Regions from separate parts of the Homo sapiens genome. Here all the other regions are linked to region 2. The links are chromatin loops, found by intact Hi-C in ENCODE. Cell type or tissue: heart left ventricle. All regions are shown on one strand. Each heading gives the region's core, and the rest is flanking DNA. Links, peaks and the distances in the headings are about the cores only.

Evidence for each region. Peaks named below come from ENCODE experiments on the same cell type or tissue, not always from the same donor. Only the 100,000 strongest peaks of a DNase experiment are listed, where the experiment ranks them.
Region 1: a loop joins it to region 2, with 2.5 times the contacts of the local background. A loop is called at or near these places in 21 of 110 quality-filtered maps.
Region 3: a loop joins it to region 2, with 2.0 times the contacts of the local background. A loop is called at or near these places in 6 of 110 quality-filtered maps.

Annotation. Positions count from the first base shown.
Region 1 is chr15:70,107,644-70,118,098 of GRCh38, forward strand. No RefSeq gene overlaps it. Among named protein-coding and RNA genes, the nearest start is that of TLE3, 15 kb to the left of the region's middle. RefSeq lists enhancers at 2,669-3,180, 3,693-4,204, 4,205-4,714, 5,667-5,961. In heart left ventricle, for the core only: no CTCF peak of the experiment used is centred there; DNase peaks (open chromatin) are centred at 3,849, 4,169 and 5,858; H3K4me3 peaks cover 493 bases; H3K27ac peaks cover 839 bases.
Region 2 is chr15:70,260,589-70,271,043 of GRCh38, forward strand. No RefSeq gene overlaps it. Among named protein-coding and RNA genes, the nearest start is that of TLE3, 170 kb to the left of the region's middle. RefSeq lists enhancers at 2,000-2,069, 2,110-2,259, 6,060-6,713, 8,392-8,441, 8,429-9,107. In heart left ventricle, for the core only: a CTCF peak has its summit at 5,176 (motif pointing left); DNase peaks (open chromatin) are centred at 6,003 and 6,363; H3K27ac peaks cover 229 bases.
Region 3 is chr15:70,122,742-70,133,196 of GRCh38, forward strand. LOC107984734 (a long non-coding RNA gene) reads right to left here and starts at 8,144. Exons shown (of 2, transcript XR_001751739.2): 1 at 8,041-8,144; 2 at 6,834-7,817. RefSeq lists enhancers at 2,864-3,043, 3,054-3,103. In heart left ventricle, for the core only: no CTCF peak of the experiment used is centred there; a DNase peak (open chromatin) is centred at 4,750; H3K27me3 peaks cover 831 bases.

The sequences.
Region 1 (10,455 bases), core at 2,919-7,918, 150 kb before region 2:
TATAAAACCCCTAGAAGAAAACATAGGGGAAATCTTTGCGACATTGGAGTTGGCAATGATGTGTTGGCAGTAATGCCAAAATCACAGGCAACAAAAGCAAAAATAGACAAATGGGACTAGAACTTAAAAACTTCTTTGCATGAAAGGAATAGATTAAAAGAGGGGAAAAGGGGGCCGGGTGTGGTGGTTCACACCTGTATTCCCAGCACTTTGGGAGGCTGAGGTGGTAGGATTGCTTGAGCCCAGGAGTTCAAGACCAGCCTGGGCAACATGGAGAAACCCCATCTCTACAAAAATACACATACATACACACAGGCACACACACAAAGTAGCCGGGCATGGTCGTGCACACCTGTAGTTCCAGCTACTCAGGAGGCTAAGGTGAGAGAATCATCTGATCCCAGGAGGTTGAGGCTGCAGTGAGCCATGATCTCGCTGTTGAACTTCACCCTAGGCAACTGGAGTGAGACCCTATCTCAAAAAAAAAAAAAAAAAAAAAAAAAAAAAAAAGAGGGAAAAAGCAACCTACAGAATGGAATGGGAGAAATATTTGCAAATCACATATCTATAAGGAGTTAATATCTAGAATATATAAAGAACTCCTACAACTGAATAATAAAAAACCAAATAACTCAGTCAAAAAATGGGCAAAGGAAAGACATTTTTCCAAAGAAGATATACAAATGGCCAACAAACATATGAAAAGGTGCTCAACATTACTAATTATTAGGGGAATGCAAATCAAAACCACAATGCAATATCACCTCACCCCCATTGGGATGGCTGCTATTTAAAAAAAGAATTGTTGATAAGGGTGTGGAGAGATTCGACCCTTGGTGCATTGTTGGTGGGAATATAAAATGGTACAGCCTATATGGAAAACAGTATGCAGGTTCCTCAAAAAATTACAAATAGAATTACATATGACCCAGCAATCCCACTTCCGAGTATATATACAAAGGAATTGAAAATAGAATCTTAAAGAGATATTTGCATACCCATGTTCATGGTAGCATTGTTCACAATAGCCAAGAGGTGGAAGCATCCTAAATGTCCACTGACAGATAAGTGAATAAAGAAAATGTGATGTGATGTGGATGTGTGTGTGTGTGTGTGTGTATAGACACACAATGACATATTTTTCAGCTCTAAAAAGGAAGAAAATTCTGTCACATGCTACAACATGTATGAACCTTGAGAACATGATACTAAGTGAAATAAGAAAGCCACAAAAAGACAAATACTGTATAATTTCACTTATTTGAGGAATCTAAAGTAATCAAACTCATAGAAACAGAAATTAGAATGATGGTTGTCAGGGGCGGGTGGGAGAGAGGTATGGGGCGTTATTGTTCAATTAGCAGAGAGTTTAGGTTTTGCAAGATGAAAAGTCCAAAAATCTGTTGCACAACAACAGGAATATAGTTACTATTGAGTTCTATACTTAAAAATGATTAAGATGATAAATTTTATATTATGTGTTTTTTACTAGGATTTAAAAAAATAAATAAAAGGAGGCAGCGACTCTGGCAGGTGAGTTCTGTGGAATTCTAGTTCCTGCAGGCCAAGCCCCCAGGCCTCTCCTCTAGCTTAAGATACTAATTGCTTCTATTAAATGTCTGTTTCAATAGCTGGGGTGATTCTTGTTCCCAGCACCTGGCCTCTGACTGATACACTCCTGCTTCTTCCAGCAGACCTCCCTACTGTGCCAATCTCTGCCTGACTGAGGCTTTTTGGGGTCATTTATGTTTCCTTGATGTTTATCTGTTTTATTAGAGTAGTGATATTGAATGTAATGATGACACAAGGCCATTAAGCATATACATGAACAGGTGACTCCACGCAACCTAGGCACAGCCTGCTACTCAGAGCTTAAGTGCTACTTGCAGATATACAAGTTGGAATCCTGACACCCTAGCTTTTTTGCTTTAGGACCTTAGGCAAGACACTTGTTTTTGCTAAGCCTCAGTTTCCTCATCTGTAAAATTGGGATAATGCTAGAGCCTTGCTCACAGGGTTGTTGTGAGAATTAAGCAAGATAACGCAGCTGGCAGCAAGCCTTCAATGACTGTGAGTGATTCTGAATGAATGAGGACACATCAACCGCTTGGTCTCAATGTGTTCAGACTCCTCAGCCTCTTTATCTAAATCCAAGCTTGGACGCTTTTCTACCTAGAGCCAGATTCTCTGCTCCCAGAATTTAAATATGTCTCACATTAATGGGAGACACAGAAAGATGGGAAGCTGGGGAGCCAGAGGCCTCAATGTTAGAAGTCAATGTTCATCAAAGGGTTCCTGGAGTCCTCGAAAAAGGAGAATGCAGAGGTGGGTGGGTTTTCAGTAGACCTGAATGTGTGTGTAGGGGGTGAGAGGTAGGGAGACACTCCTCCAAAGCCAGCAAGGGCCAAACATGCAGGCAGCCCCAGCCCACCTGCCTGCAGCCTCCCTCTCTATGGAGGCCAAACCCAGAGAGAATGGGAGCCAGAACCAGGCTGCCCTCCACAGTTGGCACACAGGGTTCCTCTTTTAGCCAATGATGAGAAGCTCCTCTCCAGCCTAATTAACTGCAGACTTGTAACTTCTAACTCAGACAAGAATGAGGCCAGACACAGACTGAACAAGAACAAAGCCCCCACGACTGTGTCTATAGGGCTGGGCTTCAGAATGGATCTTCAGAAGATCTCTGTAATACTATTGGTTGGGGTCCGCAGAATTGAGGTATAGAGAGGATCCACACGTGGGGTCATCAACCCATGGGGGACATGGACCCCTTCCCAGATGGTACTCTAACATACATGATTTTGGAAAGGGCTCCCAAAAGGGGCTGAGGGAGATCAGAAGAGCAGATAACTTGGCCCTGGATGGCTCATGGGTTGAGAGCCAGGCTAAGTGACCTGGCCTTTATTCAGGGGATACTAAAATGACTGACTTGTAGGTGTCAGCCTTGAGCTAAGCCATTTACACAATTGTCTCATCAAACTGTGTAACAACAGGGTCATGATTGCTGCACGCAGAACCCCCTCAGCACTGAAGCCCCATGCCCCAGCTGCAGAGAGTATTGGGAAAGGAAAACACTGAGCTGAGACCACTTCAGCAGAAGACAGCCAGCTGCCTCCCCAGGAAAGCCAGCCTCAAATGATGCTAGGATGTGAGGGTCCCGGGAGGCCTCGTGCCCCAGCCCTTTTGAGGCAGCTCTGAAGGGCCAACCGAGATCCAGAGCTCCCCGTGGGGTCGCGGGGACATTGTTGTGACTTCATCAAGCCCTATCTACTTTTCCCTATGCCCCATCCTGCCTCCAGGTGAGGCGCTGGCAATGAAACACTCCCCAGTGAGTCCCCTGCATGGGAATATTCTCCACTTTATGGTCGCCAGATTTAGCAAATAAAAATACAGGACACCCAGTTACATTTGAATTTCCTTTAAACAATGAATTTTTTTTTAGTATAACTATGTCCCAAATATTGCATGGGACATACTTATACTAAAAAAAAAAAATCACTCGTTGTTTATCTGAAATTCAAATTGTACTGGGTGTCCTATATTTTCATCGGCAACTCTGCTCCATCTCAGTCTGTGCTTTGGAGAACCTGACCTATAACAAACCCCACCAAATGGGCACTATCATTGCCCTCATTTTAGAAACAGAACACTGAGCCTCAAATTCTGGTCCTATGAGTGACCCTGGTTATTAAGGGAGGAGTGGAACAACAGCAGTGGATTTGGGAGCTGGATCAGCTGGATTGGGGTGGGGTGCAGAAACTCCTCAACTATTTTCACAGCCCCACCATGAACTGGGCCTACAGCTCTGGAGGAAAGGACTCCAGTACGGGTTTTCCAGCCAGCCTTCCCTGGGCAGGGCTGAACTACCCCCTGGAAGAACATTTTAATCAGCCGCCTTGTCTCTGCCTCTCTTGGCCTTTGCTTTCATTGTCAGAGTCTCTGTCAATAGCTGGAAATCCAGGCAGCAGCACAAGCAGACATTTCGCTCCTTCCCAAGCAGAAATCTCACAAAGGGCAGGGCTCCCCTCTTTACAAGGAAAACAAACAGGTCTTCAGGCTCCCAGGGGCTGGGGGTGGGCTGGGGCAGAGGGAGGCTTGGGGGGAGGGGGAGGGGGCAGCCAGCTGGCTCAGCCTGGCTCAGGCTCCCACCCTCACTAGCTTTCCACTTCCATCTGCCTTTCCCCCACGCAGATCCAGACTGCGGGGGGAACCTGGGCGGGCTCCCCTCTCCTCTGGAGAGTGCAGCTGGCTGAAGCCTCAGTATTGCTCAGCCAGCCCTAGCAATTCCACTCCATCCCTCCCTAGGAACCAGGGTGACCTCTAAGCAAATTGGGTTCTGCCATTCCCCTGCTCAGAATCATTCCATCGCTCCCTGCGGACATATACTGTGCACTTTCACACCTCAGACCTTTGCCCATGCTGCTCCCTCTACCTGGAATATCGTTTCTTCTCTATTTGAACCCATCCATTCTTCAAGATCCTTTTTTCTTCTGTGAAACCTTTGCTGTCTGTACCCCCTTAGTCAGAATGAGTCACCTCCCTCTCTAGGCTAGCATGGTATCTTTACTTGTGTCTGACGCCCCCATCCCAGGCTGTCCTGCTCCACGTTTAGCTGGGCACATGTGGTCTCTCCCCCAGGCTGTGAGCATTCATCTGACCTTCGTGCAGCATTTTCCAGTTTGTGAAGTGGTTTCACATCTCTGCTCCCTTACAGCTCTCTTGGATAGACACCATTGTCCCCATTTATTTATTTATTTATTTATTATTATTTTTTATTATTATACTTTAAGTTTTAGGGTACATGTGCACAATGTGCAGGTTAGTTACATATGTATACATGTGACATGCTGGTGCGCTGCACCCACTAACTCGTCATCTAGCATTAGGTATATCTCCCAATGCTCTCCCTCCCCCTCCCTCCCCACCCCACAACAGTCCCCAGAGTGTGATGTTCCCCTTCCTGTGTCCATGTGTTCTCATTGTTCAATTCCCACCTATGAGTGAGAATATGCGGTGTTTGGTTTTTTGTTCTTGCGATAGTTTACTGAGAATGATGATTTCCAATTTCATCCATGTCCCTACAAAGGACATGAACTCATCATTTTTTATGGCTGCATAGTATTCCATGGTGTATATGTGCCATTTTCTTAATCCAGTCTATCATTGTTGGACATTTGGGTTGGTTCCAAGTCTTTGCAACTGTGAATAGTGCCGCAATAAACATACGTGTGCATGTGTCTTTATAGCAGCATGATTTATAGTCCTTTGGGTATATACCCAGTAATGGGATGGCTGGGTCAAATGGTATTTCTAGTTCTAGATCCCTGAGGAATCGCCACACTGACTCCCACAATGGTTGAACTAGTTTACAGTCCCACCAACAGTGTAAAAGTGTTCCTATTTCTCCACATCCTCTCCAGCACCTGTTGTTTCCTGACTTTTTAATGATTGCCATTCTAACTGGTGTGAGATGATATCTCATTGTGGTTTTGATTTGCATTTATCTGATGGCCACCATTGTCCCCATTTTAAGGATGATGCAATAGAGACCCGAATGGTTTCCTGATGTACTCATCATCAGGTAGCTAATAACTGCAGAACAGGACTCGATTGCGTAGATCTTCGAGTCAAAGGCCAGTGCTGTTTCCAGGAGAGGCTGGCATTCTGACCTTACATGCAAACACCACCTAGCTCAATGGCTAGACACACATTATTTCAATCGTGCTGAGAGGAACCCCTTCCCCTGCTCTCCCCACCAACCCTCCTGAGGCCCCAGCTCCTGGCTGGGTATGAGGATGCTGGGGCACGAGTTCGACTTCCGGCCCTGTCTGCTTCCTCTTTAACTGGAATGCTGGGGCCGGGTGACTGGGAGGTCAGCTTCTGGGGAGTGCAATAGGAAGCTACCATCATTGTGCCATTGACAGTAAGGCCAAGAGGAACTGGGATTGGGGCCCATGCACTCCGGAGAAGGGGAGTTGTACCAGGTGCTTTCCGTCTCTGGGTGGCCCCAGCATCAGCAGCCTACCTGGCAAAGAAGCAGGTCTGGAATCTCCCATTTCCCATGGGCCATGCGCAGGGCTGCCCAAGTACAGGGCTTAGGTAAGGGCTTCCCCCCTAGACCTTTAAAGTGGACACCAGTCTCATCAGGGAATCATGACGGCTCTACTGTCCAACCAGATCCCCAGTCCCACCTCTTGTCACCCACTCTGCTGCTACCAGCAGGTCCCAGCCACAGTATTGCCTCTGCTGGCAGACTCTTGCAGCCCCTAACATGCCTCTGTGTTTTCACCCTTCCACCCCTCCGTGTAGTCTGCGCTCAACTGAGGAGTCAGGATGATCATGTCAGTCCTCTGCTCCAAACCCTGCCCTGTCTTCCCATTTCTAGCCAAGAAAAGCCCAAGTCCTTCAGTGGCCTGGTGGGCCACAAACAGATCATGGAGAGGACCTGTCCCCATTGTCCTCTGCCCCTCTGCCTCGCTCACTCCACTCACCCCCTCCTCTGTGCCAGATCCAGCCCCGCCTCTGGCCTTCACACTGGTTGATCCTTCTGCCTGCAAGGTTTTCTTGGCTAACTTTCTCTCCCTCTTCTTTCACATCTTGCTAAGAACCTCACCTTTTGAACATGGCCTACCATACTGGAGTCAGTCCCATTCCACCTCCACCACTGCTCACCCTACTCCCTGCTCTACTTTTTGTTTCTTTGTTAGCACTTTCACCTTTTAACAACCCGTGATTGCTCACTGTCTGTCTCCTGCAGTGGGGAATGCCATCTCCATGAGGCAGCCAGAGACTCTGTCTGTCTTGTTCACTGCTGCAGCCCTAAAACAGAGCCTTTGCCTGTGGTATGCACTCAATAAATATTTGTGGGTGGAACTGAATCTATGAATGTGGATCAGGGGTCCCGAACCCCCGGGCTGTGGACCAGTATCTGGCCATGGGCCTGTTAGGAACAGGGAGACCCAGCAGGAGATGAGCAAGCATTATTGCCTGAGCTCTGCCTTCCGTCAGATCAGCGGCAGCATTAGATTCTCGTAGAAGTGTGAATCCTATTGTGAACTGTGTATTCGAGGGCTCTAGGTTGTGTGCTCCTTATGAGAATCTAATGCCTGATGATTCGAGGTGGAACAGTTTCATTCCAAAACCATCGCCATCCCGTCCGTGGAAAAATTATCTCCCATGAAACTGGTCCCTGGTGCCAAAAGTCTTGGAGATCAGTGATGTAGATAACAGTCCCTAAATCAATGAGCTGTATAATAATTAAATCAATCCATCAAGAACATGAATGTTCTCATGATCAATGTGTTAAAATGAACATGACTGTTATTCTCAGTGAAAGGGCTTAAGGGTACTCCTACCTCTTCCTTCCTGTTGCTGGGGCCTGGGGCCCCATTCTGTGAGTGGGACCTCAGCTAACAGAGACCTGGCCTTCTCCCCTTCTAATCCCCTGCCTTCCCTGGAGAGTGGTAGGTGGGATGGGGAGGCTCATCTGACAGGGATTCCTAGAACAGCCTGTGTTTGTGTCATAGGAGGACATGATGGCCCCATGTGGGCAAGGGACGTGACCGAGGTCTGATGCCCAGCCTAGGTCCCTCTCACCATCCCTCTGGCAACTGCATATTTGGAATCCCAAGGCAAGAGTCAGTATCTAGCAAAGGATGCATTAAAAAAAAACTGTTCGTGAAATGTTTTAATATAGAAAGCCTTACATAGGCATTTTTCATTTTTATTTGGTTATGCTTATATTAAATCATTTTTGTTGCAAAGAATAAAATAATATGAAATTTAAAATGTCCTGGAAAATCCGAGGTATATGATTGTCTGTTTGCATTTTTCGTTTCAGCAGATATTTATTGAGGACCCATGATATGTAAGTCTTGGAGATGGAGAAGGACAAGACACATTCTCTGCTTCCGAGAGTTCTTTGGCTGGGGTCCGGAGAGGATGGGTGGTGTTGTGTAAGAGAGGATGTTGCTGCTGTAGCAGTTGTGCTCTTTGGTATTTATCCAAATGAGTTAAAAACTTATATCCACACAAAAACCTGCACAGGGACATTTACAGCAGCTTTGTAATTGCCCAAACTTGAAAACAACCAAGATGCCCTTCAATGGGTAAATGAATGAACCAACTGTGGTACATCCAGACAATGGAATGTTATTCAGGGATAAAAGAAAGATATGAGCTATTAAGTCATGAAATTACAGGGAGAGACTTTAAATGCATATTACTAAGTGAAAGAAGCCAGTGTGAAAAGGCTGTATGATTCCAGCTAGATGACATTCTGGGAAAGGCAAAACTATGGACACAGGAAAAGGATCAGAGGCTGTCAAGGGTTAAAGGGAAGGGAGGGATGAATAGGTGGACCACTGGAGAGTTTCAGGACAGAGCAACTACTTTGTGTGACACTTTATACATTTGTCAAAATCCAAAGAATGTACAATATCAAGAGTGAACCCTAATGTAAACTGTGGACTTCACCTAATCATGTATCACTATGGGTTCATCAATTATAGTAAATGTACTATGCTAATGCAAGATGTTAGTAACGGGGGAAACTGGGGGTGAAGTGAAAGGGTGTTGGGGAATTCTACTTTCTGCTTGATTTTTCTGTAAACCTAAAACTGATTTTTTTTAAAGTCCTTTAAAAAAAAGAGCGTCATGAAGTGTAATCACGGAGAAATGCATAGGTGTTATGGGAGCAATCTGGGGTAGGGGGTGGGGAGGGCTTGGGAGCATGGGGGTCACTAATGAAGTCAAGACCCTTGTATGTAAAGTTAGACAGACAAAGTTTCAAGTTCCACCTCTGCCACTTATCCACCATGTAGCCTTAGCCAAGTTACTTAACACCTCTTAAACCTCAGCTTACTCCTCTGTAAAATGGGGCTAATGACGCCTGCCACCAAATTATTATGTGATTTAAATAAAATGCAAATAAAGTACTTGGCACTGCCAGTGATGAGAGTCAGTGCTTGGCGAAAGAGAGCTCCTTTTCATGCCATGGTGGGTGAGGAGGCTGGCTCAGGTGGAGAGCAGGAGGAGAAAGCATGCCAGCCCGAGAAGTAATGTGGGCAGAGCCCTGGAGGTTCAAGGAAGAGCAGATGCAGGGGGTTTGGCTCAGCCAAGAAGGGCATGTGGAGGGTGGGGGCTGTGGCTGCAGAGGCAAAAGAGTTAGGTAGGGTGCTGTGGCCTGGCGTGCCATCCCAGGGAGTTGCTGTTTCCTCTTGAGGATTGATGGAAGGCAGGATGACTGGCACCAGGGAGAGCCCTGATTGGCTTGGCAGTTTAGAATGTTTCCTCCAGTAGGCACAGAAAAATGATGGGAGAGAGTATGGGGGAGGGGGGAAGCAGGACAGGAATGACAGCAGCAATCCAGGGACAATTTTTCTGGGTCAAAGTAGTGGGAAAAGTTGGACTGTGGGGTCTAGGAGCTTGGGATGTGGCTTGGGAAAGCAGCTTAGCTGAAGTCACCCGCTGGCTGGCTGTGTGACTGTAAGTAAGTCATTTAACCTCTTAGAGTCTCAATTAGTTCTTCTTTAAGAATGTCCATCTTCTAGGAAGATCCTGAAGTTGAAATAAGATAGTAAGAATCAAAGAAGTTCTGGGGGCGGGAGAGACATGAACTGTATACTGAAGTCTCCAACTATGGGAGGTGGAAGACGAAAATGGCACAGGCTGAAACTGTAGCATTCAGAGCAAGGACCATGGGGCTGACAGTGCTCAGTTTGAATACTGGCCCCGCTGCTCACTAGCATGAAATCTTGGTCTCGCCACTTAATTTATTTGAGCCTCCTTTGTAGCATCTGCAAAATGAGGATAGTAATACCTACCACACAAGGTTCTGTGGTGGGGTCACATGAGACAATTGCCAAGGGCCCAGAACATAGTGAGGGTTTCAAAGATGAGAACAGTCATTACTATCATCATTATTATCATCATCCTTGGAGGAATATAATCAAGAATATTTTTCTTTTATTGCGATCTGTGTTATCAACATGATGTATGTATCGTGAGTGTCTTGATAGTAAAAAATTTAATTTATCAAAAGAATAAGAAGACAAGCCACAGACTGAGAGAAAATATTTGCAAAACACATATCTGATAAAGGACTGTTAATCAAAATATACAAAGAACTCTTAAAACTTAACAATTGGAAAACAAACGACCTGATTTCAAAATGGGCAAAAGATCTGAACAGAGACCTCACCAAAGAAGGTATATAGATGGCAAATAAGCACGTGAAATGATGCTCAACATCATATGTCATTAGAGGATTCCAAACTAAAACAGTGATGAGATACCACCCCACACCTATTAGAAGGGCCAAAATCCAAAACACTGATACCACCAAATCCTGGGGAGGATGCGGAGTATGTGTGCACTCTCATGCACTGATGGTGGGAATGCAAAATGGGACAGCCACTTTGGAAGACAGTTTTAAACAAAACCAAAAGTACTCTT
Region 2 (10,455 bases), core at 3,112-8,111:
GTCTGGTGCGGCAGCCCTAGGGTTGGAGTTTCATGGGTTGGAAGGTTTGGTTCTAGCACAGGAGAGGGAACCAGACACTGTGAGGGAAGGAGATTAGGAAGGACCCAAGCAAGGGGAGGGAGGAGAGAGTGGGAACGAGAAAGAGAGAGAGGAGACAGAGAGAGATGTCAGGCAGGCAGAGCGTGCAAAGGAGCAGTGGGGCAGGAGGCTGGGAGAGAGGGTGACGAGATGGCAAGGGTGAGGCAGGGTGCACCACAGCGCAGTCCTGGGGCCACACCCCTCCCCAAATGTAGCCTGGTGTTCGCAGCCCGGGCCTGGCCAGAGCCTTTCCAGCTGAAAGGTGAGAAAGGGAAAGGGGACCCAATGAAGGCACCCCTGCAGTGGGTCTCTGGGCTCTGTCCTTGAATGTCACTGGTGCTAATGGTGATCCACACCTCCAACCACCTGCACAGGGCGGGAGCCTCCCAGCCCCTCCAGGGCTTTGTAAACACTGCCCCAAGCACTTGTGTGTGTGTTGTCTGTGAGGCTGTGTGCACTTGGATTTGAGGGTGTGTGTGCTTGTATGAGTGTGTCCAGGGGTGATGGTGTGACCATATGTATTTGTATGTTTGAGTGTGGATACGTATGAGTGTGTGTGGCTGCCCTGAGTCCACGTGACCTCACTGAAGCTTATTTTGCTGTAAAGGCAGTTGGGCTGCTGGGTTGGGGCTGGGCCTAGGGACAGTGGGGCTGGAGGGACAGGGAGAGGCACAGTCCTCTCCTTCTCCCAAACCGTGTAGAGAATGAGTGTGGAGCTTTCCCCAAATGAGACACCAGGAAGGAGACACCTCTACAGCGACAAGGGTACTGAGGGAAGGGAGGGCAGGGACAGGGGCTTCAATCCCAAACTTGCCATGGTTCCCTAACCATCTCCTCATGGTGAACAAGTCTTCATCCAAACATGTGGTGCCCCAACCCATTCTTCTCAACCCCTCTTCTGTCCTCCCCATCTCGGTACCTGATGCCACCTCTCCAGTCCCCTGGACTAGGAGGGGGACAGCTGCTATGGGGCCTTTCCCTGGCATCCAGGCCCCATTCCCATTCCTCTGTGGTCTGTGTGGATCAATACCGGAGCATATGTGACTATTTAAATTTCAATTTAGGGTTAAATAATATTAAAAATCCAATTCCTCAATAGCACTAGCCACATTTTGAGTCCTCAATAGCCACACATGGCTGGTGGCTACTGGCCTGGGCAGTGCAGGTCTGGAACATTCCCATTATGGCAGGAAGTCCTATGGGGCATACTTGGGCTCACACACCTCTGGACCTTGGCTCATGCTGATATAACCACCAGGACTCCCGCCTCCCTTTGCCCACCTATAGAAGCCCTTCTCCAGGCTCAGCTCAGGCACCACCTTCCCTGGGAAAGCTTCCCGGTGCCACCAGGCTGGAATGCTCCACATCCACCTTCCTGCTCTGCTCTGGGCCTCCTTCTCACCTCTAGGCCATCAGCTCCTCCAAGACAGTGGCTGAGTCTTATTGATGTATTTTTCTTTGTACACACACCTTTCTTCTTTCTAGCCATCCCATCTCTCTCCTTGCCCACCCACTCTTGTTTTCTCTCCCCATCCCCTCGGTTTTTCTCTCACAACCTCTTGGTCTGTCTTGCAGGCTCCTGCATTTCCTCTCACTGTTTCTCTCTTCCCCTGTCTCCCCTCCCTCTCCCCCTGCTTTGCTGGAAAGATGTTAATTGCACCTGCAATTACCTAATTGCCATGGCAATTAGCCAGTTGCACTCTATTTTGAAGGTGCAAATGGAAAATTGCAGGCATAAGGGGTAATTTTTGGGCACAAAACTGTGCCCAGAGAACTTTGGCCTTGGCCCCGGGGGCCCAGGGGAGACTGGAGAGCTGGAGAGAGCCAGGTCTGGGGTGTGAAGCTCTTCTCCCAGGTGGGGTGGGACTTGGGGGTGGGGAATTCCCCTATAAGCAATTCACATCATCTCTAATGCAGAGCAAGACCAACCTGCCAGCTCTAATTATAGTGATTTTCATATTATCACTAGTGCTGATGAGAACTCATCATCAATACTCAGCAAGGTCATTCAAGGTGCTGAGAGAGGGTGGGAGCCCGACCTCCAAACTTTCCAGGCTGGTGTGGAGGGCTGGGTCACAAGCCTACCCCAGAAGGCCACTTCCGGGGTGCAGGACGGAGCCCCAGAGCAACAATCAGGCTGCCTGGCACTTGCTGGCTGTGAGCACCTGGTGAGCAGTGGTGCAAAGAGGCCTGAAAAGTAAATGCGCTGAATTTCATGGGTGAAGTCCAAGGCTTAGCCCCTTTCAATCCCCTTCCTCTAGGAGTCAGCACTGCCAGGGGAGAAAGGAAGCAGGATGTCCACTTCTGTCAGGAGACATGTGACTCCAAGAGTAGCCCCTCCACATGACCAGCGCCTGGCCAGCTGCCTGCTTTGGGAGCAAGTGGTTGTGAGCCTGGACAGTGGGTGTCTGGGGCCTTGGGCTTGGGTGGGGCTTGTGAGCAGTGACAAGAGATGACCCCCAGGGGTGCCCTTGTCCAGAAGCCTGCACTGGAGGTCAGAACCTGGGATCTAGCTTGGATAGGGGAGAGGGCTCTGGGATACAGGAGAGGCCATCTGGGGGTAGGAGATGGGGGCTCCTAGGGGACTGGCATCGATGTTGCATTGACAAGGCCAGGACTCCATTTCTATATGGACTGTGTGTGTTTAGGGCAGCCTTGGGGATGCTGATGGGGAGTTGGGGGAGGTGGTGGCTGGCATTGCTTATAGTCCTTGTCTCCTTAGGAAACCTGAGACAAGGAAGTCCCCAAACGATAACTGAATCCTACCATGTGCCCAGCATTGGGCTAGGTGCTTCTGGCAATACAGAGGCGACCAATCAGTGGACGTTATCCTCACTGGCTAGACACTGGCTCCCTACTAGACAGGGAGTGTAGAGGGGTGTGTACAAGCAGACAAAGAAGGTTTGCGACAAGTGCAGGGACAATCTAGCTCAGCATTCATCTACACACTGGGGAGTTTACAAATGCTATTGAATGAAGAAATGAACCAATTAATTAATGAATGGTTGAACAAGATGCTGCCTCTCACTTGAGGAGGCTGGGTTTGAGGTCCTGGGCATTTCTCACAGACTTGAAGTCCATGCTGATGCACCCCGCTTCTCCCTGCCTTTTCTGGAAACGTCCTCCAGCCTCATCTCTCCTCCCAGCCCTCCAGGGAACCCCTGCCTGTGGGATACAGCTTTCAGCCTGCGTTGCTCTGGCCCAGAGATTTTTGGAGCTTTACCTCTTGGGCCCTTGCTTTCCTGCTGAGAGGAAAGGATGTACTTTTTTTTTTTTTTTTTGTCCTAGTACGTTGTCAAACTGGCTTTTAAAATCCCAAAGCTCCAAGGCTCTAAGCAGTGAAGCTGCGGTACAAGTGACCCCTCAATCCTCCTCTGCCATGCATGGGAGTGGCTTGCGGGGGAGCTCAGAGCTGGAGTGAGGAAGATTGACTGCAGGGCTGGGGGCAGCCAGCAGCCCCGCCTTCCAGCCTACTCCACTCCTGCTACCCGCTTCCAGCACTGGCCTCCACACAGACATCCAACTAAACACAATACTGTCCAAGGCCTCAAGTACAAGTTAATTAATTCACCAGAGGGAAGGCAGGCTATAAATAACTGATGGGAGCAGAGGGGGCAGCTGGGGCAGGTTTATTCACCAGCGGTTTCGCAGTCTCTGCTCTGGCAATACAGGTTAATGAGCACAGGCCTCCTTGCCGACATAATAGCGACTAAAAATAAAAAAAGAGGAACGAGTCACCCTCCCTGGTGAATCAGACGCCTCCAATTGTAGTTTCCATGCTGATACTGTAATTTTCCTGTTCCTCTTGCTCCTCCAGGGGCTGATGGAAACGGAACCCCCCCACCGCCCCCACCCGAAACCCCGCCGCAAAGGAGGCAGATCCCTTTCTGGTTTGTTTCCCTTCCTTTCAGGAAAGAGAGAGATGGTGGGTAGGCGGGAGGGAGGGCGACTGAAATCCAAGCCCAGACCCCAGGACATGTCAAAGTTGCAGACCCAACTCTGTCTCCTGTGACTAAATGCATGTCATTGCCCTGGTCTATTCCCTCCCTCTAGATTTGTCAGATGAAGAAACTGAGGCACAGGGAGGAAAAGCAACTTGCCAAGAGTCTCCCAGGAGTGTCCCAGGAGTGCAGGAGCCAGGCCCAGCACTCCCCAGCCAGTGCTGTCATCTCTGTTCTGTTCACTCCTCCTATCCTGGCCACGAACCTACACTCCTAGGTCCTCCCCAACGCCGGCTCCTGCCCCACCCTCACTCCACCCCACGCTCCACCCTGACCTCTCCAAGGGACCTATAGGTTGGAAATCCTCCAATTCCCAGCCCTCCTCTGGCCACTTGAGCTGCATATGCAGGTTGCCAGAAGGTTCTTGTTACAGGCCTTTGACCTGGAGGTCCCCTTGACCCACCTGGCTGAGGATAGGTGTGTGGAGCTTCCCAGGCACACGCTCCAACCTTTGGAGGAGTCAGCCAGCCTATACAACGCCTTCGTGTGAATTAGAAAAGGCTCCTCCTCTGGGCAGACACAGCCCATACCAGGGCTTGACCAGTGGGCCTAGGGTGGGTTTCAGGTCCCACTTGACCCAGCCCCCACCAGGTGCCTTTGAGCAGTGCACACACTGGACAACCTTCTCCAACAGGCCTGCCTGCCTCTGTCTTCCTGGAGGCCAGCCAAGCCCCCAAAAGTGTTCCAAGAGAGTAGAACTTTCATGAAAACTAAATGAGTCTCCCCACCTTTGTCCTCACCCCCGACCTCAGCCCCCTCTCCCCAGTGTATATTATGAAAGGAAGAAGACAGACAGGAACTGAATTGCCCATGGGGACCACAGCAGCCCTTTCCTGGAGGGAGCAGGGGGCTTGGGGACCCAGCACCTAGGGGGCTAAGAAGCGCACCACGGGAGGTGGATACAGAAACAGCTAAAGCCAGAGGGCAGCGCCAAGCCAGACTCCAGTTGGCTGACCCCGAGGCCCAGCCCTGCCCCCTGCACATGGGGATGCTTTTGTCCCACTAGGGCTCGTGCCTTAGTGACTGTCACCTGTTGGAGGAGAGAGGCCTCATTCTGGAGAATGGAGAAGGAAGATGGGCAGGAGGAGGGTTGCTCCACCTGCTGGGGGATGCAGTGACACCCTCTGGCAATTCTCTGGGTGCTCCATGACCAGCCACTGAGGACGATGACCATCTGGCCACCGGTTCAGCCACATCATCATTCTGTGACAATTTGCATGGCAGATGTCAAGCCCAGATGAAAGGCCAGTCTGTCTTCTATATTCCTCCTCTCTTCTCGCTCGCTGAAAACTCCCTGCAGAGGAAACTGGCTCTACCTTGGACCACGGGGCCCACGGACCTGTGGAGAAATTATTTTCTGTGGCTTTTCTCCACAGCTCCTTCCTCCAGCCTGCCCAAGCCTATGCGCAGTGAACCCAGGCACTCTCCTTACTCCCCACACCGTCAGCTTCCTGACTCCCTCACCGGCTCTCATCCCCCCACCACCCCCTGCTCCCCCACAAGGTTAACACTGCAGCTCTGGCGTCTTCCTCCCAGGCAGCAGCCTTCTCAGGGCTTCCTTGCTTCCCCTCTCCATCTCTGCCAGTGTCACCAGCACCGTGAGGCCAAGGGGCACCAGGTGAAGGCCCTTACATCTTCTTGTCCTCTCCAGGATGTGAGGCGGGGGCAGGAGAAGGAGAGGAGAGTGAGGGGTGAATTGAGAAAGGCAGAAGGCAACAGTGGTATAGCTGGAGGCCCACCATGACCTTCCACACAGGCCCAGCCGCCCAGACTCAGCACCCTCCACAGCACGACTCCAGAGGCCCTCGGGTCCTGCCACCCAACCTGTGGACTGACGGCTGCGCCCACGCCCGCCTTCCGCCCTCCTCCCTGTCTCCACCGCAGCAGTTTCCCTAACCCTCAGAGACCGCTCCTTCCATCAGCCCCTATCTGCTGCATCCCCAAGCTCCCTCCCTCTCTCGTGGCTCCTGGCCAACAGTGTTGCCACAAGTTCAGCCTCTTCTGGAAAGCATCCCTTTCTTGGCTTCCTGACCCCTTCCCGCTGTGGTCCCACCCCCGCTTTTCTTTCACAGCCAAACCTCTCACCTGGGGGCATCTACACAAGTGTTTCCCACTTCCTCACCTCCCACCTCCCTCAGTCTGGCTGCGGCCCCCTCCAGGCCGCTGAGGCTGGCCTCTGACAGCTGCCTCTGACCTCCTTGTTGCCAAATCTAGCGGACGCCCTTCCTCCCCCATCGCACGTGGGCTATGGACCCGGCCTGGCACTGCCGACACTTCCTCCTCCTTGACACACTTTCTGGCCTCAGCTGCTGGACACCCAGGCGTCACCGCTCTCCTCCCTGATTGTGGGCAGCTCAGCTTCCTCCTAGACGTGGGTGTTGCTTAGAGGGCTGTTCTGGACTCCCTCCTCTCTCACTCCACACCCTCCCTTTTGTTTTCACATCTTCACAGTGCCTTCTCTAAGATAATGACCCCCACATCATCAGCAGCAGCCTGGACATATTCCTTTGTGGTGGGACAAAGGCAGGCCCAGCCAGGGCCCTTCGGCTCACTCTTCCCAAATGGCTTCTGGGTCAGCCCGGAGCCCAACTGGGATGAAAGGCCCCTGAGGTCAAAAGTCATATTCTCTTCCCTTCTGTATCCTCAAAGGGCCCAGAAAAGTGCTAGGCAAAGCTTTAGGCCCCTGCTCTGTTGAAAAAAGAGGTTCAATCCAAATAAAAACCAATTGCAATGTCAGAGACTTACCAGAGGCTAGGGTAAGTGTCCCCTTGGACAAGCCATGGTCCCCCAGGCACCTCACTCTGATCCGCTTCTGCCACAGCTATAATTCTGAAGCAAACCCACATGCCACTCGCTGCATAAACCCCTCCATGGCTCCCCACTGCCTGTCCCCTCTGCCTGGGCTCTCCTGACAACCTGGCCCACTCTCCAGCCTCATCTCCCATGGCTCCTCTCCAGCCTCATCTCCCATGGCTCCTCTTTGAGCATCTTCTTTGTGCCCCAGAATGTGTGCTGTTTCCTAGACACACCCAATACTTTTTGGCCCTCTCTTTTATCTCCTGACAAACTTCTAACTATCCTTCAAGGCTTTCTCTAAAATGTCTCCTCCAGATAGCCTTCCTTGATTCCTCCAGCACACAGTGGTCTCTCTCTCCCCAGCACACTCTAAGAAGTCCATGCCCAACTAAGAGCAGGTGATGTTTGCCACCTTGAATGATAATGATCTGTCTCCCTGCTCTCCCCCATGGAGAGCTCTCTGAAAACAGGCCCATGTCTTCTTTGTGCCCCCATCACTCAGTACCTGTCTTGGTTTGTCTTGGGTGAGTGGATGACGAGAATGAATGAATGAAGGGCCAGAGAGCACAGTGGTTGGGAGAGCAGGCTCTGGAGTCTGACAGACATGTGTCCAAACAGAAGCTCTGCAACGAACTGTGTACATGACTTAGGGTGAGTCATTTGCCCAAAATGGGCGTCAGTATCCTCGTCAATGCTCTGGAAGTACTCGTAGTCACTCCTCCATAAAGCTACTGCAAGAACTCAGTAGAAGCATGCATGTAAGATGGCTTTGCACAGAGTGGGCACCCGGCAAGCATTCCACAAACACAGGCTCTTGGGGTTGTCATTAATCATTGTAGATATTCCCATTAAGAGGACGGGCAAGTGGAGGGTCCAAGGACATCTGGGGAGCTCGTCCATGGGAGATGCATGCCTCCTTATCTCAGCTCACTTCTTTCACTTCCCAAGCTCATCGGGCCATGTGCACCTGGGGTGACCTCAGCTCAGTTCATCAAAACCTGAACAAGTGCTCTCAGGGGCCAAGAGCACCACTCTCCTTGTCCTGAGACCCCAACCCTCTTTCCTTAGCATTTCTCTCTCTGCCCCAAGCCTGTATGAAGCAAAGATGGCTTTATAGTGCCTTGTAAGTCCTACAAAGGGAGCAGCAGGGGCTTCTCAGAGCTACCACCTCCTCGATCAATATCTCTTCTTCCACCCTCGAGGGCTCAATAGGACTCATTCAGCAAACTCTGGAGGGCCGACATCACCTGGACAGTGTCACTCGTGGGCCTGCTGTTTATTTTCCTCCCACTTTCTCTTGGTGCCTCCAGCTCTCACCGCTAACCTGCACCCCCATCCCCAGGTGGCAGCCAGTGTGACTGCTGGCCTCCCTGCAGCCGTGACCTCGGCAGGCATGAGGAGGAGGGCGGGCTGGGGCTCTGCCACCCTTCAGCTGGCTAATGTGGAGGTCTTAATGAATATGAATCGCCTCCTTCTCCACGGAGCTGGCCCCATCAGATTCCTTCACACCTCGCCGAGCCCAGAAAGGTTACTCAGAATTAAATGTAAATCACATATTTACTGGTATGAATCAGATCATAGTGTCACTTTCTCACAACAGAGAATTTAATCACACTGCAGCCCCGAGGGCTTCTGCTCTCCTGGGGCCGTCCCCACCCCGTCGCCCTTGTGGGCCGCACCTGGGAAAGAAGCTGACTGCCCTCCCATGTCGGGGTGTGCATGGGGGTGTTCCCAGAGGCTGTGAAAGGACAGTGGCCACAGCGGGAGACCTGACGCTGGTGTTCCCAGTCCTTTGGTACCCAAGTCACGGCTGCCTTCTAATATCATGTCAATCTGAAGCTGTCACGATGGGCTAGGCAGTGCTTCACATGCTGTGGACACTTAATAACTGTTGAGTACAGGAACGTCTCTCCTAAAAGGCTGCTGGCAGTCACCTCTCCTTCCTAGGCTCACTTGTGTTTCAGAAGCCAAGGGGGAAAGGAGAGAGATGCATGAAAGGTTTCACCCATGTTGCTCTGTGTTCAGAGGCGGCGGAGTGGAAGGAGAACTGGCTTTGGAGCCAGGAGGCCCAGCTCAGAGCCTGGCTTTGCCACTAGCTCTGCCAAAGGACGGCGGGCAATTCACGGTAACGGCAGCTTCTTTGTCTATAAAGCAGAGACACGATGCAGGTCCCACCAGCTCCACTGACAAGTTGCATGTGGAAGCATTTGCCTGCAGTAAAGTGCTTTGCAAATGTCAGGAGCAATGACCATGAGCCCAGTACAAAGGTCACTGGACAATAAATAAAGGGGGCCAGATCTCAGCCTCTGATTCTCCTGCCTAATGGCTACATGGTCCTTAGGGTGAAGGACCATGCAGCCATTTGAAAACAGGCTCATGTCTTCCCTGTGCCCCCATCTCCAGGGCGTGCACTGTCTGCTCAGTATCTGTCTTGATTTGTCTTGGATGAGTGGGGGATGAGAATGAATGAATGACAGGCTGGAGAGCAGAGTGGTTAGGAGAGACAGACATGGGCCCAAACTGAAGTTCTGCCACTAACTGCATGCATGACCTGGAGTGAGTCAGCTCTCCTGCGCTTCAGGTTCACATTAGCAAACAGAAGTAATGAGGTCTTTTTTTGATGGAGAAAGGCTCAAATGAATGCCACAGAGACAGATCTCTGTACAGACTATAAGGTGCGGCACGCAGCTAGGGAGTTGTGCATGGCTCACTTCCCTCAGCCATGGCAGGATGCCAAGGACCTCTGCTTTCCTCAGGATGTCACAGTCCCTTCCCTTCCCAAGCCCATTTCTTTGGGGGCCAGTCTCCAGGCTAATGGCTGTGCATTTGGAGAGCTCTTTACAGTTTGCAAAGCATTGTGCACGGCAGGAGCATGCGGTGGACTTAGGAGGACACACTGTGGTGTTGGAGCTCCTTGGTGGCTTCCAGCTCTTCAGGTAGAAGCTTGCTGGGGATGTTGGTGCCCACTGGTAATCCACAAACTGAACGTGCTTCTCCAGCAGACATTGTCTCGGAGTGCCCTCCCCAGAGCTGAATGGCCTGGTTGGGCTTTCTTGACTGGAGAATTTCCTAACTGGGTAACTATTTTCCGGAAAACTGAGCCCACATTGTCTGCACAGGAAGCCAGTCTACATTGTGTGTGTCTCGTGTATGTGTGTGTGTGTATGTGTGTATGTGTGTGTGTGTGTTTAACCCAAAAAACAGATGTAATTTCTTCATGTATCAGGAAGCCTCCCTTTTCGCAAATGTTAAGGAACACAGCTCCCTTGGGCATAAAGTCAAGGAGGTTTCTTTTTATAGCAGTCTCAGTCGCAGCTCTGGCTTTGCTTATGAACTCGAGTTAGGGAAATTAGAATTAAAATTCCACCCCGACGAGAACACGGATTTGTCCTCCTGGGTCCTCCTACCCTCAGTGCCTCCACCGACACATATGAAGGCTCACAGAATGCCTTCTCCACCTACATGGCAGCGCCTACGTCAGTGACTCCTATCAAGGGTGGGCCCTACTGCAAAAGAGGTATGACAATGGGCACATGGCCATGGACTCCCCTAATCTTCTTGTGTACCCATTACAGAGAAG
Region 3 (10,455 bases), core at 2,066-7,065, 140 kb before region 2:
CAGAGTCAGCTGCTCATCAGCAAAGTTACTGATCCCTTGCTTGGTACTGGGCTTGGTACTTCATGCCAGGAACACAGTGGGAGCGAAGCCAAGCCCCCATCCTCAAGGGACATCCATATTTGGGGGTGGGGCTGGAACTCCGTGGGTCAATTCTTGGGTCAACAGAGTCCAGAGAGGGCAGGAGCCCTCCAGGGTCAGGAATCAGGTCAGTGACAGTGTGGGGACTAGAACCCAGGGCTCCTCCTTCCTAGAACTGCCCCTTCCAACTTTACCACCTGCCTCTGGATCCTGTGGGAAGCTGGCTCTCCTTCCTCCAGGATGCAGGTTGTTGCCTGGAGCAGCGGCTGACCCAGACCCCACACTTTTAGCCCAGGGCCTATTGGGGCCTGCATGGGAAAGGTGAGAATGAACTCACCACCCTCCCCTCTACCTGGCCCTTAGCTGCCTCCCTTTATCACCTTGTTAAGGACTTTTTCCTCTCCATTTGGAACCTGGAATTTCATTATTTCATATGTGAAGCTTAGGGATAATAGGCTGCCACTTGAAGGCTGCTTTTCACCTTCCAAGCCCTCTGCAGACTGTTAATTAGTCCTCTCTGGCATGCTCCAGTAAGTGTTCTTGGTCCAGGAAAGGGGAACCCAAGGGAGGCCGAGGGACTTGCCTCAGGGATGTGGGGCTGGCAAAAGCCTGAGGAGGAAAAAGAGGAGCCCTGCATTCTGGAAACTTCTCCTAACGGACACCTAGCTCACCTAGCTCCCAGGCTCCTTTCCTGTTAGGACGGCTGAATAACTGAGGGCAGGAGCAGATGGGAGCCCTCCTGTGGGAATATGGCTCAAAGAACTTCACAATTGGACCCTAAGTTGGAATCCCATCCCCTGCTAATTGCACGACCTTGGATGATAATTAACCTCTAAGCCTCCGTTTTCTTTTCTGTGGAATGGAGGTAATAACAAAGTGCTCCTTGATGTTGAGGATTGAGCTAGGTAAGTATCTGGCACAGAGTGGTGCTCACTAGGAGTGAATGGATGAATGAATGAATGAGTGTGGCTAGTGGTGGGTTGGAGTGGGGGAGGATTAGAAGTATGGAGAGGCAAGATGGGGACGGAGAGGAAAATAGGGACTCTCCTTCTTCCTTTGCCCCTCCTTATCCTTAGCCCCAAGGCCAGGGGTTTTGCCCACAAAGCAACCACTATCCATGATGTTGCATGGCTGGTCAACGAGGGATGGATGTCTGTCTTTGCAAGCCTTTGACATCCCCTGAAAATGGTGATATTGTCTATTTTTAACAGTGGAGAACCCCATCGATGAGTTGCCAGGTGAGAATATGTCCATCTGCTCAGCCTCCCCAGCTGGACCACTGTGAGGGTCAAAACTAGACAGTGGATGCCACAGCCCTGGCTTCAGGGTCTCTCAGACCTGGAAACAAATCTCTGCTGCTCCACTCACTTGGACAAACACTCAAGCTAAAGCAGGGAGATCCTCCCTGCCTCTCAGGATGATCGAGTTTGGTTCTGTGATGAGCTGTATATGCACACCAAGCAGCTCACTGTTGAGCTCAGTGGTAGCCAAAGCCAACAATGTAGGTGCCTGGGACACCAAGCACGAGTTGCACCCTTGGGTCCATGGCCACATGGAATGGGAGGGAGGTTGCCTCCAGCCAACTGGTCACCTACCCAGTCCTCTCCATAGACTGGCATGGGAGTTAAAAAGGAGGGCTGAGAAATGTGTTCAATGTTTAAAAGTCATTCCTAGCCAGGTGTGGTGGCTCACACCTGTAGTCCCAGCAATTTGGGAGGCCGAGACGGGAGGATCACTTGAAGTCAGGAATTCGAGACTAGCCTGGAGTTTGAGACCAGCCTGGCCAACATGGTGAAACTCTGTCTCTACAAAAAAAAAAAAAAAAAAAAAAAAGAAACCCACAAAAATTAGCTGGGTGTCATGGCACACACCTATAATCCCAGCTACCAGCTGCTTGGGAGGCTGAGGCATGAGAATCTCTTGAACTCGGAAGGCAGAGGTTGCAGTGAGCCGAGATTGCACTACTGTACTTCAGTCTGGGTGACAGAGTGAGACTCCATCTCAAAATCAATAAAATAATAAATAAATAATAAATGTCATTTTTTACATTTTGGTACCCTCTAAATTTCAGTACCAGGGACCCCTTTGCCCCCCATCCTACTTGGGACTCCTGTGCAAGTTATTTAATGACAGTTTCATCCTTCATGTTGTCTCTTCAAACCCGTCAAAAGCAGGGACTGAGTTTGGGGTGTGTCTGGGTCCCCAGTGGCTGGCACACCATAGGTGCACAATTAATACTTGCTGTTGGTGGTGACAATGTAAGGGATGGGGGTTTAGAACGTGGGAGGGATCAGAAGGACCTCATCTCATGAGGAATCAGAAATACTGATCCTGCCTCCTGTCTGTGCCCAGAAGGTAGAAATATTGAGAGAGAGAGAGAGAGAGGATGGGAAAAGCACCCATGAGAGAAGTGAGTACCACCTGGCTGGTGCTTCCACCATCTGCCCAGCCCTCTTGACTGGGACAGGGGGTGCATAAGGGCTAACCAGATATGAACAGATCCCTGAGGCAGGGTGTATTTGCTGAAGGGTGGGAGGAGCTAGCTGGTTAAGGGATGGCATGGGGAGAGGGTGCTAGGGGAGCATTCTAGGGTAGAGCCCCAGGGTGGGCAAACTCCAGAGGGGCACAAGGTAACCTCTGCCTGGGGAGATTCCTCCTTCCCTCAGCAGCCAGCATCTCTTGGGGCACTGCAGAGAGCAGGAGCCCCCAAGCCCAAGAGACTTGGGGCATCTCAACCCCGCTTCTCACAACAAGTGTGATTTGGGCAAATTATCTAACGAGATATGGCTGGAAAAGGCTTGTCCCTCCCATGTGCAAAATCCCCACTGTCTCCCCAGTGCCTGTGCCAGGCATCTGTGGTCTGGCAGCTGTGAGGATGGTTTCATGTGTAATCTATAGGTTCTTTCCACGCCTTTCTGAAGCTTGGTGAATGCCTGCTACCTTCTTCTGTGATGTGACTCCACGGTCAACCAGAAATGACACTTCACATTCACTCATGTGCTCACTTGCTCACTACTCAAACTTTATTGAGTTTTTCTATATCCCACAGTGCTGGCCACTGGAGGTTGGATGCGAGTCCCCACCTGCCGGGTGTTTACAGCCCCCTGAGGGAGACAGACAAGCAAATGAACCATGACCACACAGAGTGATCAGAGCTCAGCAATGAGACTGTATCCGTGGGTCAGCAACACTGCCTGGAGGAAGCATTAAGGTTTGAGCCCAGAGAGAAGAGAAGATACTGAGGTTGGGAAGAGAAGCTTCCATGTGGAGAGGGGCACATATGCAGGTCTGGAGAATCACAAGTACTTCAGCAAGGCCTAGCAGAGAGCTGAGGGGCTAGGTGGTCAACGGCCTCACATGCTGGGCTTTATTCTGAGGGTAACGGGGAGCCATGGAAGAGTCTGGAGCTCCAGAGTGAAATGTTCAGAAAGTGTTCTTTTTCTTTTTGGCTAGAATAATAATAACTGAGCCAACACTGGTTATTCTGTGGGAAAACACACAGATCATTGCTTAATAGAAGTGGTCTATTCGGAAGAAAAAGCCTGCTGAAAGGTGGGATCCAGAGAAAGAACCAAACAAAAGGCCAAGCAAAAGGTGGTGATGACATTGGTGACCTCAGGCCCATACCATATCTCTTCACCCCACCACCCCAGCTTTGCCCCCGTTATTTCAGACAGACCTTCCTTCCTGTTGGGACACGTGTGTGTGTGGCTGTGCCTGTGACTTGGCTCTGTGGTCACCTGCCTGTGTGTGCCACTGCCCCTGCCTCCCTGCTCTCCACCACTCCATCTCTCCAGAGCCCGGTTCTGCCACCTCCTCCAGCAAGCCTGCCCTGGGCCCCCCTGGTTCCTGAGAATATTTTGCTATATCCACTTGGAAGAACTTTAGTAGGGTTTCTAAGGCAATGTGAATGCTGCGGTTGGGCTGTGAGGTAGAATAATCAGTGCTCAGACCTTAACCTGCATAACCAAACAGTAAGCAATTTGAGGGCAGGGGCTATGCCTCATTCCTTTCGGGAGACCTCAGTCATCCAGCTCTGTGCCTGAGAAGCAGCAGGTCCCATATTAAAATGTCTGTTCAGTGGATTCATGTTTCATTGTGTGCATCCTAAACTTGTCCAGGACTACTGTGAGCCTCCTCTTTGGAATAAGTGTAGGACCCCCCTAAATTTCTGCAGGGTCATTCTCTTCAGTGCCTGGTGGCCCAGTCTCCTTTCTGAGCCTTCTGGACTTGCCAGGTACAATTTACTGTCCCTTTTGCTGGGCTCCCATAGATTTTGGTGCCTATCTCTATTGTGTTTCTTATTCTATTGGGTCAAAGGCATTTTGTAAAAAGCGTCCACTCTCTCCACCTCCCCACCCCCACACCCAGCCCAGTGTCTAATTTGCAGTAGGAGATCAATAAGTGTTTGTTGAATGAAAAAAAATGTACTAGCAAGAGTACAGGACCACTCCTTAGGCATATTAAATGGGAACACAATTACCAATTGAATTCGTTTCCTTCAAAAGAGCCATGTATCCTGGAAGATCCATTCCAGACGTCCAGATGGCAAGACTGGGGAGAGCTGGGAGTTATTCCTATTGAAACCGTTTCCTCCAGAAGGTCTAGAGTTCAAAAGGGAGGCATTTGCCACAAACAATTGGGCCAGTGTGAGACGATGTGGGTGGCACGTTGCCAAGGTCTTGGTGGGACTTTGAGCAGTTACCAATGCAAATAGGAGAGAAGACTTATCCCCAGGGGCAACTGTGGTCACCCAGAAATGGAGCCTTTGGCAACAAGGAGAAAAAACCAGGTCAGCCACTGCACGGGGATTTTCCTAGGGCTGTGGAGTGGCCTCTGGACTTGGAGTCAGGAGGCCTAGCTTCTCAGCTGGGATCTGGGTTTTAGATCAAGGGTTAAGATGATCTAATGCCAACCTTATTTTCCAGAGGCATTTTTCTGAGCCAAGAATTAAATGCAGGGCACATCAAAGGAATTTTCCTGATTTGTGAATTGTTTCTGCCAACTCAAGCTTCAGAATAAAGACCACTTTTCTCATTCTTTGAGATTTATCTATTGAATGCTGGACTATTCTGAAAAACTCTATGCCAGTGAAGCTCATCTCCCAGAGCTGTCCCTGTGCATCCTACTGTCTGACCTCACTGCCTTTGCTCACGCCCTTCCTCCTTTCAGAGAGTCATCTCCTGATATTGCAGCGTCATCCAGACTTTGTTCAATGTTAACTTTTCTTTGAAAGCTTTCTCTGATCACCACAATTTATAGTGATCCAGAGAGAGAGAGAGAGCCAATAAGCATGTAGAAGATATGGAGCACCTATTACTATGTAGTATTGGCTCAGCACTTACCATGTGCCAGGCATCGTGCTAAGCTCTCTACAAGTGTGATCACACTCAGCTCTCACAACAACCCTTAGAAGATCATTCTTAGACAATTTTAAAAATCCCCATTTGTGGGCTGGGTGTGGTGATTCACACCTGTAATCCCAGCACTTTGAGAGACACAAGTGGGAGGATCACTTGAGCCCAGGAGTTTGAGAACAGCCTGGGCAACATAAAGAGACCCCATCTCTCCTAAAAAATAAAAAAAAATTAGCTGGGCATGGTGATGTGTGTCTGCAGTCCCAGCTGCTCTGGAGGCTGAGGCAGGAGGATTGCTTGAGTCCAAGAGACAGAGGCTGCAGTGAGCTGTGATCATACCACTGCACTCTGCCCTGAGTGACAGAGTGAGATCCTGTCTCAAAAAAAAAAATCCCCATTTATGGTGGTCATTAGTGCTGTCATCCTATACTTCTGATTCTCTTTCTTCTGAGTACAACGTAGAATTTCACTTCCTGACCCCTTTGTGGTTGGTGAGGTGGAGCCATGTGAATAGTTCTGGCCAATGCCTTGTGAAATGAAGTAACACATCGTTCCAGATTGGATAATGTTTCATGTTCCTTCCAGAATGGTGACAGGCCAGCAATGTTTGCCATAATGGCTACATCAGCCTTCTTTTTGCTAAGTGAGTAGGATGAGCAGAAACTCCTACTAACCCATGATGAACATGTAGCATGAGCAAGAAATACATTTTGATTGTTTTATGCCACTGAGTTTTTTGGACTTGCTTGTTACTGCTGCATAATCCAGTCTATGCTGACCGATACACAATTTTACAGATAGAGAAATCAAGCTTGCATGGGGAGGCATGGATGACCTTGGCGAAGAGGTAGCTTGAGCCCTTATTGTGCCTTATTGTGTCCAGTGCCCTGACTGGCTGGCTGGCTGTGAAAGGCCTTGAGAGCCTGAAATGACAGGACTTGATGCTGTTATCCCTAAAGCACAAGGGAGAGTTTAAACAGGGGGCAACACAGCCATCCTTGGGCTTTCAGAAGGATCGCTCTGGCAGCTGCTTCTGGCTGAGAGGTCACTCTGTATCTGTCCACCTGGAAAGATCAGCCCTGAACCCAGTTGAAAGCCAAACTCCCAGCATACACAGAGACCCTCAGGGCAGGTCTGCCATGTGCTTACAATTCCCCAGCACCCAGATCGGCCCATCCGAGCCTCCACACAATGGGCAAGGCTGGTTGGAAGAGGGAGCTCCCAGGAGGGCTTCTCCCCATCAAGGCAGGCGTACTGGCTCCGTTGTCCTTTTAAATGACCATAAAACAGCACGGAAATGAATGCCAACTAACAAGGTTAAAGGATCCTTAAAAAACAAATGATGCCATTTTTTCCCCCAACTCGCTGCTGAGTAAAAATTTGTCACTTCAGTAAGCATTTTATTGGTAATTACAGAGTTACTTTATTTGCATATTACAGAGCTGCTAGTGGCCCTAGTGAAAATGCTTAATGTCGCTGAGCATCTTGGAAGGAATTACTCAACCCAGGGAGGGAGAATTCAGTAATTATTTCCTTAAAACTAGAATTTGCTAATAACTTTGCAGTAGATCACTTTGTGCTCCCCAATACAGCAATTAAATAATAGCAATTAAGTGCCAAAGTAACTCAGGCATAGGGCCTATCCCCAAATAGGACCTCTGCTTTATTTCCTTTGAAAGAGGAATAAAGCTACAGTTGGCCCTTTTGACTCCTGAACCACCAGGGAACACCGATTCCTCTTAGAGCCAGTTAGAGAAGGCTGGTGCTAAATGTCATCTCCTCATCTTCAGAGCAGGATCTGGAAACCCAGAGAGACGCCTAGGGTCCATCCTGCAGCGAGGAAAGGCCGGCTCTCCAGAGCAGGATCTGGAAACCCAGAGAGAGGCCTAGGGTCCATCCTGCAGCGAGGAAAGGCCGGCTCTCCAGAGCAGGATCTGGAAACCCAGAGAGACGCCTAGGGTCCATCCTGCAGCGAGGAAAGGCCGGCTCTCCAGAGCAGGATCTGGAAACCCAGAGAGACGCCTAGGGTCCATCCTGCAGCGAGGAAAGGCCGGCTCTCCAGAGCAGGATCTGGAAACCCAGAGAGACGCCTAGGGTCCATCCTGCAGCGAGGAAAGGCCGGCTCTTCAGAGCAGGATCTGGAAACCCAGAGAGAGGCCTAGGGTCCATCCTGCAGCGAGGAAAGGCCGGCTCTCCACTCTAGCAGCTGGGATGGCAGGCACAGAGGTCAGGTAAGAGGATTCTGGCATCAAGCTGGCTGGGCTTGTTGGCTGGGTCCGGCTTATCATCCAGGTGTCTTGGACAGGTTACTCAACCTCTCTAGGTCTCAGTTTTCTCATCAGTAAAGTGGGGGGTCAGCATGTGATCGACTGCACCTGGTGGCTGTGATGATTAAATAACATGACACATGGAAGTTAGAACTTTGAACATAGGAAATGCTCAGTAAGTGTGAGTTGCAGTGTCTGACCCAGAACCCACCACCGCGCTGACAAGGAAAGCCCAGGTCCCTGCCAACTAGGAGAAGGGAAGACATTTGCATGTTGCATGTAACTCCTCTGCCTGCACTGGGGAGGTGTGACAGTAGGAGGGAAGGAGTGGCACTTACCACTTGGGGTTTGATCTGCCCAGGATCAAATCCTGGCTCCACATGCACACACCCAGAGGTAGTGTGACATTGGGCCACTCATACGCTCTCTGAGAGCACCAGTTTCTCACCTGTAAGACAAGAAGTGTGATACCCATCTGAGTGCCAGGGTCGCCAGGTGACCTCTATTTAAGCACATGCTTTAGTTGCTTAGCTTCCTGCCAGGCAGATTTATAAATATATACATATATATGTATATTACAAATATATATATCAGGTGTACAAAGGCCTGTCCTTAAAAAGGATCATTACAATTTCAGACTTGTTCTGTCTTAATTTCTGATTGATACTTAATCAGCAATGGCTTGGAACACTGGCTTTTTGTCTCTCCCTCTGTTAAGTATTTAACAATCTGAAAAACAAACATCGGAGAAGATGGAACCTACAGGGGCCCCTGATCCTTCTGCAGTCCTTGATCCTTCTGTGATAGGGCTGAGTCCACTCTCTATTTTATCTTTCTGCAAGATCTGCTCCAGTGTGGTATTCTATTTAATAATGTAAAATGCTATTTCATGGAGGAGAGAGTACGGAAAGGTATCTTTTAAAAGATTTGCTTTCCCACCTCCATGGCCGGCCTGACCCCTGCCTCCAGGTAGGTTTGTGAGGAATATGCAGTGGCCCTCTGAGAAGGAATATCCAATGAGATAGAAGAGGTCCAGCCCTCAGTACAGGACTTGGCATCGAGCTCCGTAATGGCTAGTCCCCATGTGCAGCTTGGCCTTGCCTGGTATTATACCTAGGAAGTTTTTCTCTGTAGCTTAAGGCATTGGTCCAGAGTCATATTTCTTCCCAGCCTCGATGCTGATCTCACTGTTATTGATCATTTACATTTTGGCATGGCCTTTTCTGGGACCATGCTTCAGAGACGTCTTGTGTCTCAGGGCCAGGAGAGGGGAAGAAGTGCATCAGGTTCTAGCATTAGCGGATGTAAACAGAGAGAGAATGCTACCTTTGACGCCCCTCCTAGGAACTTTGGCCCCTATTAGTTGCTGAGGGTGGAGTGGCCTGGGGTCTTGGGGGCACTGCCCTGTGTGTTAGCAGTGGTAATTTTAAAGGTGGCCCTCTCTGACTAGTGTCCAGCCGATGGGGATTAGGCTGGCCTTTGCTTTTTGCCAACTTTAGAGGCCTCTGCAGGCAGCAGGCTGGACAGCTCTGGAACTGGGCTGTTTCTGCTTTATGGATACTCCTCTCTTTGGTGAAATTCAGCCTTCCATGGCTATACAAAAGATGAATTCCACATCCACGTAGTGGCTCTGCCAGCTTCCAAAGTAAGCTCTTCGGGTCAGACTCTCACCAGACCAAATGATGCCTGGTCCCTGGGCCTCCCCCTGTGACTTGGCTTTTGGGGTATAGCTTGATCACTGGCTCCTGGACCCATCCTGGTTTATTAATGCCTCCCCTAAACATAGCACCAATCTTCATTTCGCCTGTGCTAGCACTTCAAATGTATTGGTGTGGAAGCCAGCTGGAACTGACCAGATGAGCTCATCTACCATTGCCCAGCCAGGAGTTTGAAAGGAGAGAGGATTGCTGATTAAAGCGGAACGTGTGTGGGAGGTAGGGAGGAGGAGAGGCTTGGGAAGGACTAGGCAGGGTTCATCAGGGACTCCAAGGAGGCTGGCTCTCTGCTACAACCAGAGCATCCAGCGCATCCCAGAGGATCTTGCAGGTGCTTAGAGCAGGGGCTCTTGGGAAATGCAAAAAAGGCCTGGACAATAAGTATAAACCACATAGAAACGGCTTTGGGAGTGCTGGGTGCAATAGCTCTGTGATCCCAATACTCTGGGAGGCCAAGGCTGGAGGATTGCTTGAAGCCAGGAGTTTGAGACCAGCCTGGGCCATGGAGTGAGACCCCATCTCAATCAACCAATCAATCAATCAATCAGGTGTGGTGGTGCACACCTGTAGTCCCAGCTGCTTGGGAGGCTGAGGCAAAAGGATCACTTGAGCCCAGGAGGTTGAAGTTGCAGTGAGCTGTGATTGTGTCACTGCACTCCAGCCTGGGCAACGGAGTGAGACCCTGTCTCAACATAAAAAGAAATGTCTTTGTCTTTGTCTTTGTGGGAATAAAATAATGCAGACCCCAGTCCTCCCCTTATGAGATGGCCATAGACAACTCAGCAGCTGACACCTGCCAATGCTAACTGCCTTCATTCTGCCCACTTGCCAATGCTAACTGCCCCTCAGTGAAGACCACCTCTTCTTCAGGGCTGCCGACGTTTGCAGCATGTGTTGTTGGCACATCCATTTGACAATTCTGGGCTGCGACAGTCTCTCATTTCTGACTTAACCTCTCACTCCTCTCTTCCATGGTCATTTAACTTTTTGCCTTCAGTGTTCAGTGAGTGGAGGCTTTGAAGGCTGGGACCAGGTTTT